2 separate regions of the Mus musculus genome follow, and region 1 is linked to region 2. The links are chromatin loops, found by intact Hi-C in ENCODE. Cell type or tissue: heart. All regions are shown on one strand.

Region 1 (8,000 bases), 210 kb before region 2:
CGTCTTGGAACCGAGTGTCAGTCCTCAGAATTATGCCTTTTCTTCAGTGTACACACTCAGGGAACTCGAAGGCAAAACAACAGCTCAACAGCAGCTATTTTAAGCCTTGTAAAACCCACCCAGAGATGCAGAATGACTGAACCCACAAACCTCATTGTAGCGTGAAAACAGGGGGGAGGTCCTTAGATGCATACTCTTGTCATTGAATAAAACTTGACAACACTCAGCCAGTATTCAAATTAATAAAGTCTTTAAGAAGAACTTGCACTTGATTGGCTAATCTTTGAAAACACTTTACATAATGGTGGCCTCACTTAACTCTTGCCAATTCCCGAATATTCTCAGATGTAATCTAAGCAAAGTGTCGCTAATGTGGGGTATGATTCTGAGAACCATAGATTAGAAACCAAACAAAACAACAATAACAAAAACCAACCAAACCAAACAGTTTAGTTAGTCAATGCAGCTTGAGCCTGACATCCCAGGATGAGGAGACAGAAGACGATCAGAAGTTCAAGGTCACATACAGAAACTGGGCTACTGTCTGAAAGGGGAGGGTGGGTAAGCGAGAGGAGAGGAGGAGAAGAAATAAAATTAGCAACTGACGCAGGTTCATTCTGGACCTGAGTCTTAGGCCTAACCTAAAGCAGTACCCCTTGGCATTTGTGCTGGGCATTAAGGACAGTGGCATCTAGACTCTTCCCTCTCCATTTTTATCCCATTTAGTGTTTTATGCTCCCAAAGGTACAAGTGAGTTCCCAGTTTTTTGATTCATCGATCATTGTATGAGCCTCAGCTTGAGTAAAGGTGGGCTTACCTCTTTCCTTAAAACGAATACATTATGGTGTCTGGAAACACAGCTCAGTGGTTAAGAGCACTGGCTGCTCCTGCAGGCGACTGGAGTTTGGTTCCCAGCATCCACACTGGGTAGCTTCCTGAGCATTGGTAACTTTGTTTCTAGGGCCTCACCAGCCTTCTGATGGTATTGCATGGACATGTGCATGTAGAGACGAGGAAGTATACACATGAAGACGATATTTAAAATGCCTTATTTACAGTCTCTCTACTCCCTCCTAAACTCATGACAAGTTTCTGGATTACCACAGAGGACCAGAGAGAGAATCCTTACCCCTTGAGACTTCTGCTTAGACTTTTCATCAGAGGGTGACTCTTCCCAGGCTAGCTGTGGGGTTGGCTCGCCCCTTTCCATCAGCACATGGGCGGTACCACGTTCCTGTCTCTGAAATGTGTTTTGATTCATTCCTAATATTCCTTTTCAATAGCATAAGCACTCCCCTTAAGTCTGGGTTAATATGCAACCTGTAAGTTCTTCCTTCTTTCAATAAGCCCAACTGTGCCCAGGTATGTGCTAGAACGCTAGCGACCCATCCTGCTAAACCATGGTTCGTTCCTTCTCCACTTCATCCTACCATCAGACATTTTACTCTCCACACTCTACTTGGTCCTAAGAGGTATTCATCTCTCAGTGGGCCCTCTGGCCCTGAAGGCAATGAAGCACACAGGAATGAACAGAAAATCCTAGGGATGTTTCTAGGGAAAGGAACAACTTGAATTGTTCTTAAAGAAGATGCCTGACTGGAAGGGAGGGGAGGAACTTGCATCCGCAGTCCTGCTATCACCATGGAAATATAGCTAGTGGTCAGGGCACAGTGTGCACTAAGGGAAGGTCTTTGTGTCTAGTACTGTGGCCAGCACCGGGCTTGCATCTGCATCTGCATCCTCTTCCCTTCATCATGGCTTCCTGGACAAGCTCTTTGTCACTGTCTGCTCTGAAGCAAAAATTCATGATACCACACGCTTGTTGCAGATAGTCCTTAGTTTTGCAATCTCAAAAAGCTGTGCTTACACATTAGGTCTATTTCAGCCTTCCACAGATGTTTGCTGAATGTTTGATTGCTTACTATGCACAAGGCCACAGGTTAGGTACCAGGTGGTCAATACAAACAAGGATAGACTCTGAAGCATCTCAGCTATGCCTTCCAGGTCCTAGAGCATTCATAGTAACAGTCACTTTAGTCCTACTCCATGTTGGTGCTCCCCCAACCCTCTCACTCTATTTGGAGCATTGCAAACGTTATGGGGAGCCAATAGAAATTTATTTCTTAGCCAACATAAATGTATCTGTAATCTTTAAGGTCATGTTGCGTGGACTTTCTGTGGATCTACTCAGTTACTGGCTCTGTCATCCAGGCAACTATTTTCCACTATAAGATGCAGGGTTTGTGTGTTTATCTCATGAGGTTGTAAAAGGGTTAAATAAGATACTCTGCTTAATGGGTCCAATACTGCTATGTGCTTTTGATATACCACAACTTAGTGGTTTTAAGGTGAATTAAAAAAAAAAAAGAAAAGAAAGGAAGAGGAAAGGAAGGAAAGAAGGAAGGAAGGAAGGAAGGAAGGAAGGAAGGAAGGAAGGAAGGAAGGAAAGGAAGGAAGAAGGAATGGAGGAAGGAAAGAAAAAAGACAGACAGACAGACAGACAGACAGACAGACAGAAAGAAAGAAAAGAGAGGAAGGAAGAAAGGAAAAGAAAGAGAGAGGAAGAGAAAGAAAGAAGGAAAGAAAGAAAGGAAGGAAGGAAGAAGGAAAGAGGTCACACTCAGTGTGAGAGGGTGGGGAGCTCAGAGGACAATTTGCAGACCTAGGTTCCACCAACTGGGTCCTGAGAGCAACTTAGGTTGCCAGGCTCGGTGACAAGTATCTTGATAGCCACTACCATTCGTCTCAGCCAGCGCGCTGAGTGATTTGAAGCCGCTGACTGAGTTCCTCCTAACACAGTGCTCACCATTAGCAGTGATTTTATTTAATTAATTAATTTCAGCTTTTCGGTGGTTGGGAAAGCATACTATAGAATGATTCTCCTTTAACCTCCAGTTCAGTATCCAAAGACCAGCATGAGGCAGTCTGTACTCAAACTGGCCTTTATACTTACTTGCTTTTCCTCAACTGGAAGCTGGTGGAAATGTTCGGACCACGTCAGAGATGGGCTGTGCTAACTGTGACCTTCAGGAGACTGTTTGTTGTGCCTTGTCTTAAGATCTAGTGCATCCTAGACTAAAAAGAAGCATTTGAGAAATACCTAATTGAATCCAAGTCCACTGGACACCATTGGCAACACCCAAACGACAACACTTCTCAGAAAAACACAAGAGCCTTCTGAAGTGGGTTGTATCCTTTCTTCCTGCTACAGCTCATTATTGGCCCTAGTTTTAGTCTCTCCTCTGGGCCCTTCACCTCCGTCTTTTATACTAGAACACTTGGAGTTCTTGGTCAGCCTTTCTTCCAGATCTGCTCCAGCTGGCTTTCCTACCTTCACCTCAGCACTAACACAGCCCAGAGCTCACCGCCTCTATCCCCTTCCCACACTTCCTCACCACACTCAAGCTGTTCGTGCATCTGTCCTTGAATCCTTTCCTCCCACCAGCTCCAGGTTAACTCCCCCAAACAGCATTTCCTCCAAGCCTCTCTCTCAGCCTCTGCTTGTTCACTTACCTAAGAAAGCCCACAGCCCTCAGTCCAGTTTTTAAGGCTCTACATAAATCTCTTCCCACCTTTCCTAGAAACATTTAGATTTAATGCTTGGCTCTGTGCGCTCTCAGCTCTAGTCTGGAAAACTCACTCACAGTCCTCTTCTAGCCCATTTCTTAGGTTCTCTCCAGAGTTTGGCTTCTGCTGTGTTCCCATTGTCAGTACATCGTTCTATTTTTTCCATCGGTACAAATCCTGCCCGTCCTTCCAGATAGAGTTAGAAGCCCATTTTATTCACGGGATTTTCCTTCTGTATCAGCCAACAATGACAGACTTGTTCACTTAAATCCTGTCACAGATGTTTATTGAGTGCTTACTATAGACCAGGCAATATGGTAGGTGTTAGATTACCAGGAAGAATGGGGGTCAACTCTATTCTGAAGACTCTCAGCTCCCCACTTCCTAACTGCTGTAGTATTTACAAGATGACTCATTTTGGCTCTAGTTACATATTTCTGATTGCACCACCCCCCCCCCCCCGCCCCGTCTTCTTAATCTTTTCAGATGGCTCTAAAAATATCTTCCAGTGAGTGATTTATACATAATGGAAGTTTGTTTCTCATCGTGCAGGAGGCGGAGAAGCCCAAGGTCAAGGTGCCTGCAGATTCAATGTTTGGCAAGAGTTCCTTTTCTGTTTCCCAGAAGGCGTCTCCCTGCTTTGTTCATACAGAACACACACCTCCCTTCCCTTCTCAAAGGCACCAGGCCTTTTCACGCGGACCCGCATCCCAATTGATCTAGTCATTCCCCGAAAGTCTTACCTCTTAATATTGCCACACAGCAGGAGTTTCAACATATGGATTTTGAAAGGACAAACATTTGAACAAACATTTTCCGTGAAATGGGGTCATGGTAATGCCCAGTTCTTAGGAAATCAAGAAGTGTTATCTGAAGAAACTTGTAAGCTATGCCACCCCTGCTAGGTGCCAGGGATCAATTAGGAAACTTCTTTCTCCATAAGCTGGCATGTTAACAGTTGACTGAACTAATTTAAGACCACTAAAATCTACACTATTTGTTGCATGGGGGTCTACTATTTATAAAGCTAAAATCAGTACCTTTCTCTATACAATTTTTTTCTACCTTCACTGCTTTGGACTCATGGGTAAACACTTGGAGGATAATTAATGATCATCCACTATTAATGGAATAGGCTGTGATCTTCCTGGGCTGGTACAGGTACCACAGATACATCTTGAAGTCAAGTACGTGGTCATGTGCACGGGAAATCCTGTGGGGCTGCCTCCGAGCTGTTTAAGATTGGGGACTTGTGAGCATCTGCAGGAAGAGGTTGTCAATATATTTGAATGACAACACAGATTGGGAGCACTCTGAGATAAGGAGGCTGTAGGTAACCATAGGGTTGGGTGTAAAACATTCAGTACACAGTGTTATTTGTTCTCTTTGGGCCTCTAAGGGAAGAGCCAGACTCCTATCTCTGGGTAACCGTAATCATATCCAACAGACTAAATCCCCAATTTGAACTTTTTAAATGAAAATATTTCAGTTATTTTTTTTAGATTTATTAATTTATTTTATGTATATGAGTACACTATAGCTGTCTTCAGACACACCAGAAGAGAGCATTGGCTCCCATTACAGATGGTTGTGAGCCACCATGTGGTTGCTGAGAATTGAACTCAGGCCCTCTGGAAGAGCAGTCAGTGCTCTTAACTGCTGAGTCATCTCTCCAGCCCCAAACCTACCATTTTTATATGGATTTCATATTTGGCTTTGGACCATCACAATGAAGTCTGATTGAAAGTTTTTGACATTTGACTTCAATTCCATTAAAGTCTACCCATCAACTTGTTAGAGATGTTGAAACCAGAGATGCCTCAAATGGTCACCAACAATACTTCCAAAAGTACATTAGGTAAAGCTGAGGAGTCAGGGAGATGAGTCAGTTGGTAAGGCTCTGGCTACATGAACATGAGGAGCTGACGTACATAAAAATCCAGCTGTGGTGTCAGGATCCAGAAATCCCTGCATTGGAGAGACAGAGACAGGTGGATGTCTGGGGAGTTTTGGCCAGTATTTCTAGTCAATCCATGAGCTCCAAGGACTCTCCAAGTGAGAGACCCATTCTCAGAAAAAATTAAGGTGGAAAAATGATTGAGGAAGATGACTGACATTAAACACTGGCCTCTACATGTACATCGACCTACTTACACGCATAACTATACCACACACACATATACATTCATCTATCTACACACACACAACTATATAACCACACACACATGTGCACTCCTCTACTTAACACACACAACTATATAACCACACACACTCATATACACCAGTTCTCTCAGGCCCACACGCAAACAGACAGAGAGAGGTGGGGGAGATAGGGAGATGGAGAGGAAGAAGGAGAGGGAGATGGGGTGGGGGAGGAGAGAAAGAGAGGGAAAATGCAGTAAATAAATACATTGTAGCAGGATAAGTATGTTTGTATTAGCTTAGCCCTTGGGCAAACTTATGCTAGAATTTTAAACAACAAACAGACAAAAAAAAATCGGATTTAATTTTCTTGTTCCCAAATATGGAAAGTTTATACATTTGAAATAAACTTTCCTTTGGGTATCACTGACATAGGTAATAGCAAGGTAGAGATATTTACATAAGTAGAAAGTATGTTTAAAGCAGAAAAAAATGTAAGCACTGTTTTTCAAACAGTATCGCCCCTCTGAAACAGAGAAAAACCTCAATAGAAGGAACTCCTAATTGGGCCTTATAAAAATTTAAACAGAAAGTCATGTTAAACATTAACTATCTTTTTTTTTCCCCTTCCACTCAAGGTAAAAAAGTTTTGAAGACCTATAATGACATTGTTTCTTCTTATTGACTTACAAAGGTGCTTTCCTTCCTGGCTACCTGTTTATAAGCAGTTTGTTAATTATCAAGCTGTAACCCTGAGATGAATTTGTCATGGAAATCACCAGTGGAAGCACCGAGGAAGGAAACGGTGTGCAGACCACTGCAAGGGAGCAGCGTAGCCAACGTGAGCTTTGCAGTCATTATCAGTATCATTTCTGGACCATCCTGGCTAGACGGCAACTCCCACAGGTCCAGACGGTATTCCTCACATCTATGTGTTATAACGTTGCTTTTAATTATTTATAAAACAAGCAAACATTAAGAGAGAAAAGACTCCGTGATACAAGACAGCGAAATGAGTTTGAAAATCTACTTGGTTTTCTTTCTTTAAGAAATTTGAATGTAAAATTTTATTTACTGTTTTATATGTGTCTGTGCATGTGTATGCAGTGTGTGTGTGTGTGTGTGTGTGTGTGTGTGTGTGTGTGTGTGTGAGTGTGTGAGGTATGACAGTGTGCATATGCAAATATCAGAAAAGAACACAGTGCAGTTGGTTCTTTCCTTCTAACGTCACTCTGGGCAGAAAGTCCCTCTGCTGTCAGAGTCATCTAACCCCACCCCAACCTCTTTGTTACTATAGCCTTTGACTAATTGTCTAAAAATAAAAACTCTATTTGACCTAGGAAACTACATGAGTAGAATATTTCATTTCTCTTCTTATTAGAGGTCACTGGTGGTTCATCAAGACGAGGATGTAATTTGTAAACTTCTTTTAGATTTATTTGTGTGCATGAGTGTTTTTTCTGCTTGCATGTATGTACACCATGTGTTTGCTTTGTGTCTGAGGAGGTCAGAAGAGGGTGTCAGATCCCTTAGAATTGAAGCTATCTTAGTGTGTAATCTATGATTAAAAGTGAACAAGAGATGGCTGGGGATGTGGCTCAGAGGGTGCTTGCCTACCATTTGATCCCCAGAACCTAAATCAAGCATGGTGGCTCATGCCTATAATCCCAGCACACAGGAGGTGGAGGCAGGAAAATCAGGAATTCAAGGTTATCCTTAGCTACAGAATGAGTTCAAGGTCACCCTTCAGAACATAAAACCTTGTTTCAAAATAGTAAAATAAAAATAATAATAATGATAATAAATGAGCTACAAATTCCTTGTTAAGGAAGAGCAGGTTAGAGGATTCAGTACATTAAAATGAATAATGAGCCAGGTGTTGGTGCTGCACGCCTTTAATCCCAGTACTTGGGAAGCAGAGGCAGGTGGATCTCTGTGAGTTCAAGGCCAGCCTAGTTTACAGAGTGTGTTTCAGAACAAACAAACAAATAAACAAACAAATAAACAGAAAAAAAATCAAGCAAGAGTTAGATTTATCATAGTAATAATTTAAAGGTCTGATGAACTTTCATTATTATCAGAATTTTTTTGTTTGTTTGTTTTTTGTTTTTGTTTTTTCGAGACAGGGTTTCTCTGTATAGCCTTGGCTGTCCTAGAACTCACTCTGGAGACCAGGCTGGCCTTGAAACCAGAAATCCGCCTGCCTCTGCCTCCCAAGTGCTGGAATTAAAGGCGTGTGCCACCATGCCCAGCTCAGAATTATTTTTTAGTTAACCGGTTTAAATAATTGT
Region 2 (8,000 bases):
CATTTGAGAATTAAGTTGTCTGAATATTTTTTTTCAAACTTCCCTGGAGAGGAATGTCTTTTCGTTTTATTTTCAATTTCAAGGAGCTGACATTATTTTTAGGCAAAAGAATTCAGTGACTGGACTTATGAGTTGAGCAGGGAGGGATAGCTCCTTTTAGTGGCTTGAGGTCAGCTGTGACACCTTGAACTAAATGTATCTTCCTCTGGCCTCTTTCTCTTTGCCTTTCATGGTGGAAATACAACTCCAGTAATTTGACTTGAGAAATCAAATCTGAGTGGAGTGCCTTATAGGCTACTGAACTCACTCAGCAGAGAAGATGGTAGGATAAGCTCAAATTTAAATTGATTCCCAGATTTTCCCACTCCAATGGCTGACATCTAACTTGGCTAATCCATATGAAACTGGTCTATTAAACTAGCTGTAAAGACAAATTCTTGGGCTTTCCTCCTGCCAGCAGGTAGAGAATTTGGACTTAGAAGAGCAGCCCATCTGTCGGATATTTTAAGTATGATTTAAAAAAATACTAGTGTCACACAATGATGGCAAAATTTTTTCTTTTGTTCCCCAATAAATATGTATCTTATACGATCACTACTGTCCAATGGCCTCTACATCTTTTTTTACTAGATTTTATATGGATCCTGTGCCAGTGCTTGTTTATATTGTATAACCACAGGTCAATGATCAGTGTTTGAATCAGATTCCCATGGGTGACCTGTGTAATAGTTCATCTTTTCACACTGGGATGAAAGACAATAGAGGAAGTTTGAAGCTACCACAAACAGGCAGACAGAAGGAAGGCTGCTCTCACTTCTCTGTAAGGAGGGAGTCTTTTCTTTGCCTCACAAAGTGGGCAACACCTATGACATAAAAACAGTTAACTGTGCTGAGTGGCACACAGTCAGCATATTTAAATATTCCCTATCATGCTATCTGTCATCTACTCCTGCTTTGTAAATGGGTTGGTGATATTTTGTCTGGGGAAATTTCCATACAGATGTTCCTAGTGAATAGAACGGCAGAAGAAAGGGCTATTTCAGACTGCATTTGAAGGATGGTTCCACAAGACGGTAGAATATACTTTTCTTATGTGAACTGTTGTTTGGCTCAACATGTTAATTGTTATCAGAACTTCTCTGGAGTTACTAGGAATGGTAGTTAGATAAAGCCCCGGGTTAATTTCCATCAATACCAAGCTCCTTACACCGTTGATATTTCAAACATATAAAAAGCTGTCAATCTTGGTCAGACAGAATAAAGGAGGTGGTTGTTGTAAGACTGAGCAGACATGCCAGTCAATTACAGATGTGATTCTGTGTTCTACTCTACTAGAGTAACCATTCCTGGCATGCCACCAGTGAAATAACTCTTTAAGACTGCTATAATGCTAATACAGATCAAAAGGAAAAGCGATGAAGAAGTTGAAAAACCAGAAAAAGACACCTAGTTCTGGTATGTCCAGACAACAGATGGGTAAGTTGGATAAGATATGTTTGCTATAGGGAGAGGGAAAGAAGTACACTGACCGATAAGCCAGGAAGTCATCGTTATATGTGATTTCAAAGGAAAGGCAGGTTCAAATCCCATGTCTGCACAACTCCATGGCCTTGACAAAGTCAATTAACTTCTCGGAACCTTCATGGTTTTATCTACAAAGTGTGTACAATGGTCCCCTTGACCTGACAGCATTGCTATGAAGATTAAAATTATTGCAAACAAAGCAATAAGGATCTGATAAGTGTCCCCTGGATACCATAACCAATCCACACTCCAATAACAGTTCCAGGGTCTGGGAACTGTTTAGTGTGGCAGAAAGTCTTCCTGAGAAGCTCTGGGTGTGTGCAGATGTAGCAGCATCGGATGCTCTCTGATGGTGCAGATCATTTCTCCTCAGGCAGGGTTGCACATTGCCATGACTCCCACTGAACACTCCCAAAGTTCTGGACAACTTATTAACACCCCCTATAGTATCCTTTTAAGATGGAAATTTATCTTTTAAACTGCATTCGGTAAAACCAGCAGAAGGGACTCAGGGGGGAATAACAAACCACTATTAAATACAGCCGTGAGGGTTCTCGGTGCTCAACATTTTGCTGCAAGGCACACTGAAACGGAGTGGATGTAACTTATCCTGAGCAGTTGCTTGAATGAGTTAGTGGAGGAATGGGAAGTGTACAGATGAAGCAGAGGAACCCAGGGGGAGTTGAAGGCTGTGACCATTTTATTTAGGATGCACAGTAAGACCTGACTAAAGGCATAGGAGGTCGGTCTTTGGAGACTTTCTTGAGGTTAGCAAACAAACGCAAGCATCTATAAAAATCCCTGCTTTTGAAATAGCCCTGTGAAATGATGGCTTGGGATTCCGGGGGGGAATGCCTACAAACCTATCAAATCCATGTAATGTGAATGCAAAGAGAATGTCTAGTTGGCGGCATTTTCTCAGGTCCCCAGAAGAGTGCCTTGCCTAGTTTCTCTGTCTCTCCTTAGCTTGCCTGCTGACAGAGTATCTGTGGTTTCCTTTGTTCTGAAAGGGCACCCTTTAGTTCACAGTAGTCTGAAGTTCGCCCAGCCAGGCTATCCTGTACACTCTCTATCTGTCTGAGTCTCCCTGTGGGGTTTGGGGCAATGAGTGGGACTCCCATCCAAATCCCTTTGGCTGTAGGAGAGTCTCCCTTGACCATAATCCTTTTCCCCCTGTAGTACTGAGGCTCATATGAAAAACTACAATGACAATGACTGCGCAGGACATATTCAAGAGCAGCCCCATGGCTCCCACAGATACTTTCAATCAGCCTTTCCTGGCAAGCCTCAGCTTACTGTACAGCTCAGTAAAAGAGTTTGAAAAGAAACTCTAATTGCTAGGTAAGCCATAAGTCAAATTCCTCTTTTCTCACCGTGAAGGGTTTTTATTACCCACGGCTGTAAATGCCAGCCCCCATCCTTGCAGAATAGCTTTCAGACCAGAGGACAAATAAAATGCTAAGAGGCAAAAGATATGTATCTGTTAAATTCTACATATAGCACCCTAACAAATGCCGGAGGCAGAGAGCTAGCCCTCTGTACAGTAGCAACACTTGTGCCGATGGGCTTCTTTATGCTAGCAATGACAGAGTTCCATGCCCTGCACTACTGGACTCAAAATTCAGAGTGCAATCTTTTCAGCACAGCATTCAGTACCAAAAGGAAAAAGGAAACACACAGTTCTGACACTGAGATATTTTATGTGGATAATAAATCCACCCCCCCAAACTCTACTAACTACAAGTATCTACCTAGAAGATAGAGTCTGAAATTTATGACATCAGAATGATTGGGTATACCAGAAAACATTTTTTCCCCTTCTTTTCAGGACTGTCAACTTTGTTTACTGTTTATGTTCAATTCTATCTCCTACAAGGGATTAAATATCCTTGTCAGAGCCATATGTCAAAATGCAAAATCATATTAACAAAGAGTATGTTCAAAGACAGATGACATTTATCTCCGTTGCAACTGGAATGTTCTAATTATATTTGTACTAATTCAAAAGATTTTTTTGAATTTGTAATTTCATGACATTTTGATGTGATTTAAAGTTAAAATGACTATGGAATGATTAAAATATTATTACAAGTCACTTCAAGGAAACACAGTTGAAGTATTACAAGCTAAGGGATTGCTTTCAGAAATAAGACGTATATTGTACAATCTATTAACCACTTCCACACATTTTTAAACCGAATATAACCATTTGACTATTGAAATCATTCTTAAATAACGATCTCCACTGTGCTATATACATGGCAGGGTTTAAAGAGCCCCTTTACAGTAAAGTTTTCTAAAATACGATTTAAATTTAAAAACAATACCTACCAGCACGTCTAACAACAGTAACGGAATCCAACTAATTGCAACACTTCTGCATAGCCTAGTAATTTGTGAATTGTGCAGAATAAATCTATTTGACAGGCCAGTTAGCAATAGAGCCTCTAGCATGCTGCCATGCCGCAGAATGAAGTAAGAGCTACCGTTTTCTCGCTGATGTCAAAAACATTTCAACAGTTAAATTTTTTTTTTCTTTTCCAGAGAAAATGCTGCAAGAAGGTTCCAGGTTCAGGCAAACAATACACAGCCACCTTCTCACGGTTGAATTTTACACTTGGCTGTAATTGGCAGAAGTTAAACCATCTAAAGAGGTTATTATTTTTTTAAGAGGGAAAACTTGATAGCCAATTGTATTTCTAGGTTAGAGAGTAGACACTCTAATCTTCCTTGCTTGGTAAAACTGAAGCTGGCTATGTGGAAAATAAACATCCAAATACCCCCGCACTTAAACAATTGCACCTACACCGTTAAGTAACAAAAGCCAGAGACACCTGGAATCACAGCATTTGCGCCCTGTGCCAGCAACAATGTAACGCATTCCAGTGACATTTGACAATGAGCAGACAGAAGAGGCATTACACGCGTCTTTAGAAGAATCAGGCTTCCTACCTTCAAGAGACAGATGGAGGTAAGTTCCTTTATAAGAAAAAGTTGTAAGCAAAACCAGGCAGCAGTTGAAGTCAATTGAGTCCTTTCTGCTACTGTATACATACAGCAGTTCTGCAATAAGGGGAGAGATAGAATGGGAGGAGCGGCTGTGAACGAGTGACCTCCTCAGGCTGAGTCCTCTCCGGGAACCACACACTGACAACCAGTTTCTGATTTGCATGGATTATCTCCACTTGACCAGATCCTCCGCAGATACATTTAAAAGGAGCTGGTACAATGGTTAAAATGATGAGAGAGAGAGAGAGAGAGAGAGAGAGAGAGAGAGAGAGAGAGAAACAGACACGAGATCGCAGAGCGTGGATAAGCTGGGGCGTGCAGAATTGTGTCTCAGAAGAGCTACAGCTCCCTCTTCATGCCACAGTTGTAAGATAAGAAATGTTGTCATTACGAGCTGGTTAATCATAGTGAGAAATAGAGCCAGCTTAGTCCGAATGACACCTGCTCTGATTTCTGTGGACATTTTATGAATCTTCTTATATTGTCAGTAGGATTTTAGAGAGTATAACAGAAATATTTTACTAGTATCCAGGTAAACAAATTTAGACAAAGTACCAGTTTTGAATAAGATTAGTGCTTTAATTTGAATGGAGTAGCTGACAAGGGAAGAACATAATTTGCTGAAAGAAATATTGATTTGAATGGGAACTGATCCCTGGCAACTTTTAACATTACTTGCATGTATTCCAATGCAAATAGAAAATGATAATCTAATATTTATGAATAATTGATTGTCTGAAAGAACTCAAATCTGCTGCTGAAAAGAGGTTGTTTCTTTAAATCTCTTTAAATAACTGTTTTCATATTAATTTTCTCCTATGCTACAGATGTATCTTTACATATATAGGTGTTATTCACTTCCCCATTTAGCATCTTCAGAGAGATTGTCTGGTTGGTTATAGATTCATGTTCTCCTTTGAAAGCTGAGAAAGGCAGGAGAGGGTATGATTCTAACTTTTACGAGCAACAGCCACTTGGCAATTCCACAGAAGATCTGGAGCGAAGCGGGGGGGATGTGTTTGAGTGAGTTAGTATGAAGCCTGCCTTGTCTCTGGCAAGAAGCAGCTGCAGAATGCCCAACCAGTCACACGATTAGGCTTCTCTATGGAAAATCGGTAAAACCAGCTGTTGAACCAAACTGGTCACAGTTATGAGGAAGCTGGTGTTGACATGATATGAGCCAAGTGACACAGGTTAGGTATCTTTCAGTGCTAATCTCTCAGCATAAACACACAAGCATTTACAGAGGGCAAGAGAGATCTCCCAGCATCTGCCCTGTTGCTGCTGTTGCTGATGCTGTTGCTGATACTGTTGCTGCTGCTGCTGCTCTGTCTCTCCTGTCAGGAAAGATACTCTGTGACTGACGAGATGGACACATGTGATACTTTAAAAGAAACTGTCAAGGAAATGATAAGGAATTTCCATGAGACTGTAGAAGATTAGGGATTTTGAAAGTGGGCAGACTCAGTGGAAGTAACATTGTTTAGGAGACCATTGCTCATAAGTACTGGGTGAAGACAACAGTTATTTTCTGACATTCTGTAGTCTGATTGTTATGTGAAGGAATGGCTCCTTCCACTGAGTTCCTTTTTCTTCTTTCTTTCTAAATATCATTTGACTACAACTTGTAGATAACTCTGACTGTAACATTATTGGGGTCTTAATACCTTCTTCAGGCTGCAAGCTCTTTGAGTCAAGAACTGTGTAGGTCATAAGCCCTTTAGGACACTTCTCCAGGTAGTCTGAAAGTTCTGTTTATCTAGTTTAGATATTTCACACAATTCTTTTGGTAGAAAATAGATTGAAATTACTGGCCAACTACACTAGTTATTCCTGTAATACCTAGAGTCAGAAATTATTTCTTCCTTATTTTTATGAAATAAAGTAAGGATAATATAGGTGACATGCCATGCACAGGATAGAAAGGCCAGTAGTAGTTGGGTCTGGTTGTGTGTTTTCATGAAACCATGATGTTACATGCCTCCTCCTTGTATTGGGAACATCTTCCTGAAGGTGTTTAGAATTTGAGTTGTAACCTTTTGGTCACCACTACTGACTTGGAAAATTACCAGTATTGTGAACATAGGCATGTTGCTTAATATTTGTAAAAATAGGGGTAACACAATGCCCTCTCTTATATCACTGGCAAAGGTAACAAAGATGAGGTACCTGGCAAACATCTACTCAAGCAGCAGAATCAGAATCTGTTGTTATAATTATTAGAAATCTCTTTCCATTGAGTCAACATGCCTGCCTCTGTGAAGTGTTAGTATGGTGCCCATTAGATGCAGAAAGCAGAGAGTTTCTTTGTTTGTCCTTGGCTCTTTTCTGTTCTTTGAGGGAGACTCATTCCTGGTCCCTGACAACCAGAAGGAATGGCATCTCTACCTTTTTATAACAGACAGAAATAGAAGCACGCTTCTCAGGAGAGCTGGAGAGTGCGTTGTGGCAGCAGAGCCAACCTTCTGCACAGGAATAGGAAATGGCTGGTGTGGTACAACGTGAAGGGCACCCAGAAGCTCTCTGGTCCAGAAATATCTCCCCATCTGTCCCCTCCTATTCCCTGAAATGCCACCATTAGGGGCTCGTTTCTGTGTTTTACTGGCTTTCCATTCTTTTTTTTTTTTTTTTAACTGCACACAGAGTTTGCACATTAACACATTTACACTTGAGTGATACGTGAGTTCACAGTAGTTTCACTCGTTCTATCTGAGATAGTTTCTCTAGCAGCTAGGTGAAGACCAGCATTCCAAGAAGCCAGACTTCAAGTCAGGCAAAGAGGAAACTTGCTTGGTGTGTGCAGTACTGTGGGACAAAAAAGTTGCTGTGTGCATGGAGCCATTGCTACATTTCTTATGATGTATATATTTTTATGTGTATGCATGGTGTTTGTTTGCACATGTATATGTGGGTACATGCATGTGTGATATGCACTTGCACAGGTGTGAGAGTGGATGTGCAAGTTGGACGACAACCTCAGGCAACATCCCCCTTGTTATTTGAGACTGCATAGTCCATTGGCCTTGAACTTGCCAAATAGGCTCTATCAGCTGGATAACAAATCTCTAGGATTTGCTTGTTGCTTGTCCCTGCCTTCTCTGTGCTTATTGTGCGTGTGTGTAAGGGGGGGGGGCAGTGAAGGGAGAGAGAGGGAAAGAAGGAGAGAAAGACAATGACAATTTACTTAATGTTCATAAGATTCTCTTTACTGTGTGGTTGGTATAGAGAATAAAGGCAAGTTACCCAGGAAACGTTTAACCAGTAGACTATTGTTCTAATTACTAGAAATCTGTTTCCATTGTATTGAAATGCCTGCCTCTGTGAACAGTTACTAAGGTGGCATTGGATGTAGAAAGAAGATGGTTTCTTTGTTCTAGGGAAGAAATTTGGGCATTTGTGTGAATGGCAAGTGGGTTCCAGGGTTCCAGCCATGGTCTCCACACTGGCTTGATACATCCAATGCTACC

The links. A loop is a pair of places that touch in the nucleus more often than their neighbours do. Peaks named below come from ENCODE experiments on the same cell type or tissue, not always from the same donor. Only the 100,000 strongest peaks of a DNase experiment are listed, where the experiment ranks them.
Region 1: it touches region 2 in a loop (2.1-fold over the local background); 3 of 42 quality-filtered maps call a loop at or near these places.

Annotation. Positions count from the first base shown.
Region 1 is chr3:149,229,843-149,237,842 of GRCm38, forward strand. The region is part of intron 2 of Gm30382 (a long non-coding RNA gene); the gene reads right to left. Among named protein-coding and RNA genes, the nearest start is that of Gm1653, 41 kb to the right of the region's middle. In heart, no CTCF peak of the experiment used is centred here; a DNase peak (open chromatin) is centred at 4,139.
Region 2 is chr3:149,440,626-149,448,625 of GRCm38, forward strand. It overlaps Gm30382 (a long non-coding RNA gene), which reads right to left and starts at 4,974. Exons shown (of 3, transcript XR_001784032.1): 1 at 4,477-4,974. A630039O03Rik (a long non-coding RNA gene) reads left to right here. Exons shown (of 6, transcript XR_376220.3): 1 at 1-4,495. In heart, a CTCF peak has its summit at 4,883; no DNase peak of the experiment used is centred here; H3K4me3 peaks cover 1,023 bases; H3K27ac peaks cover 923 bases.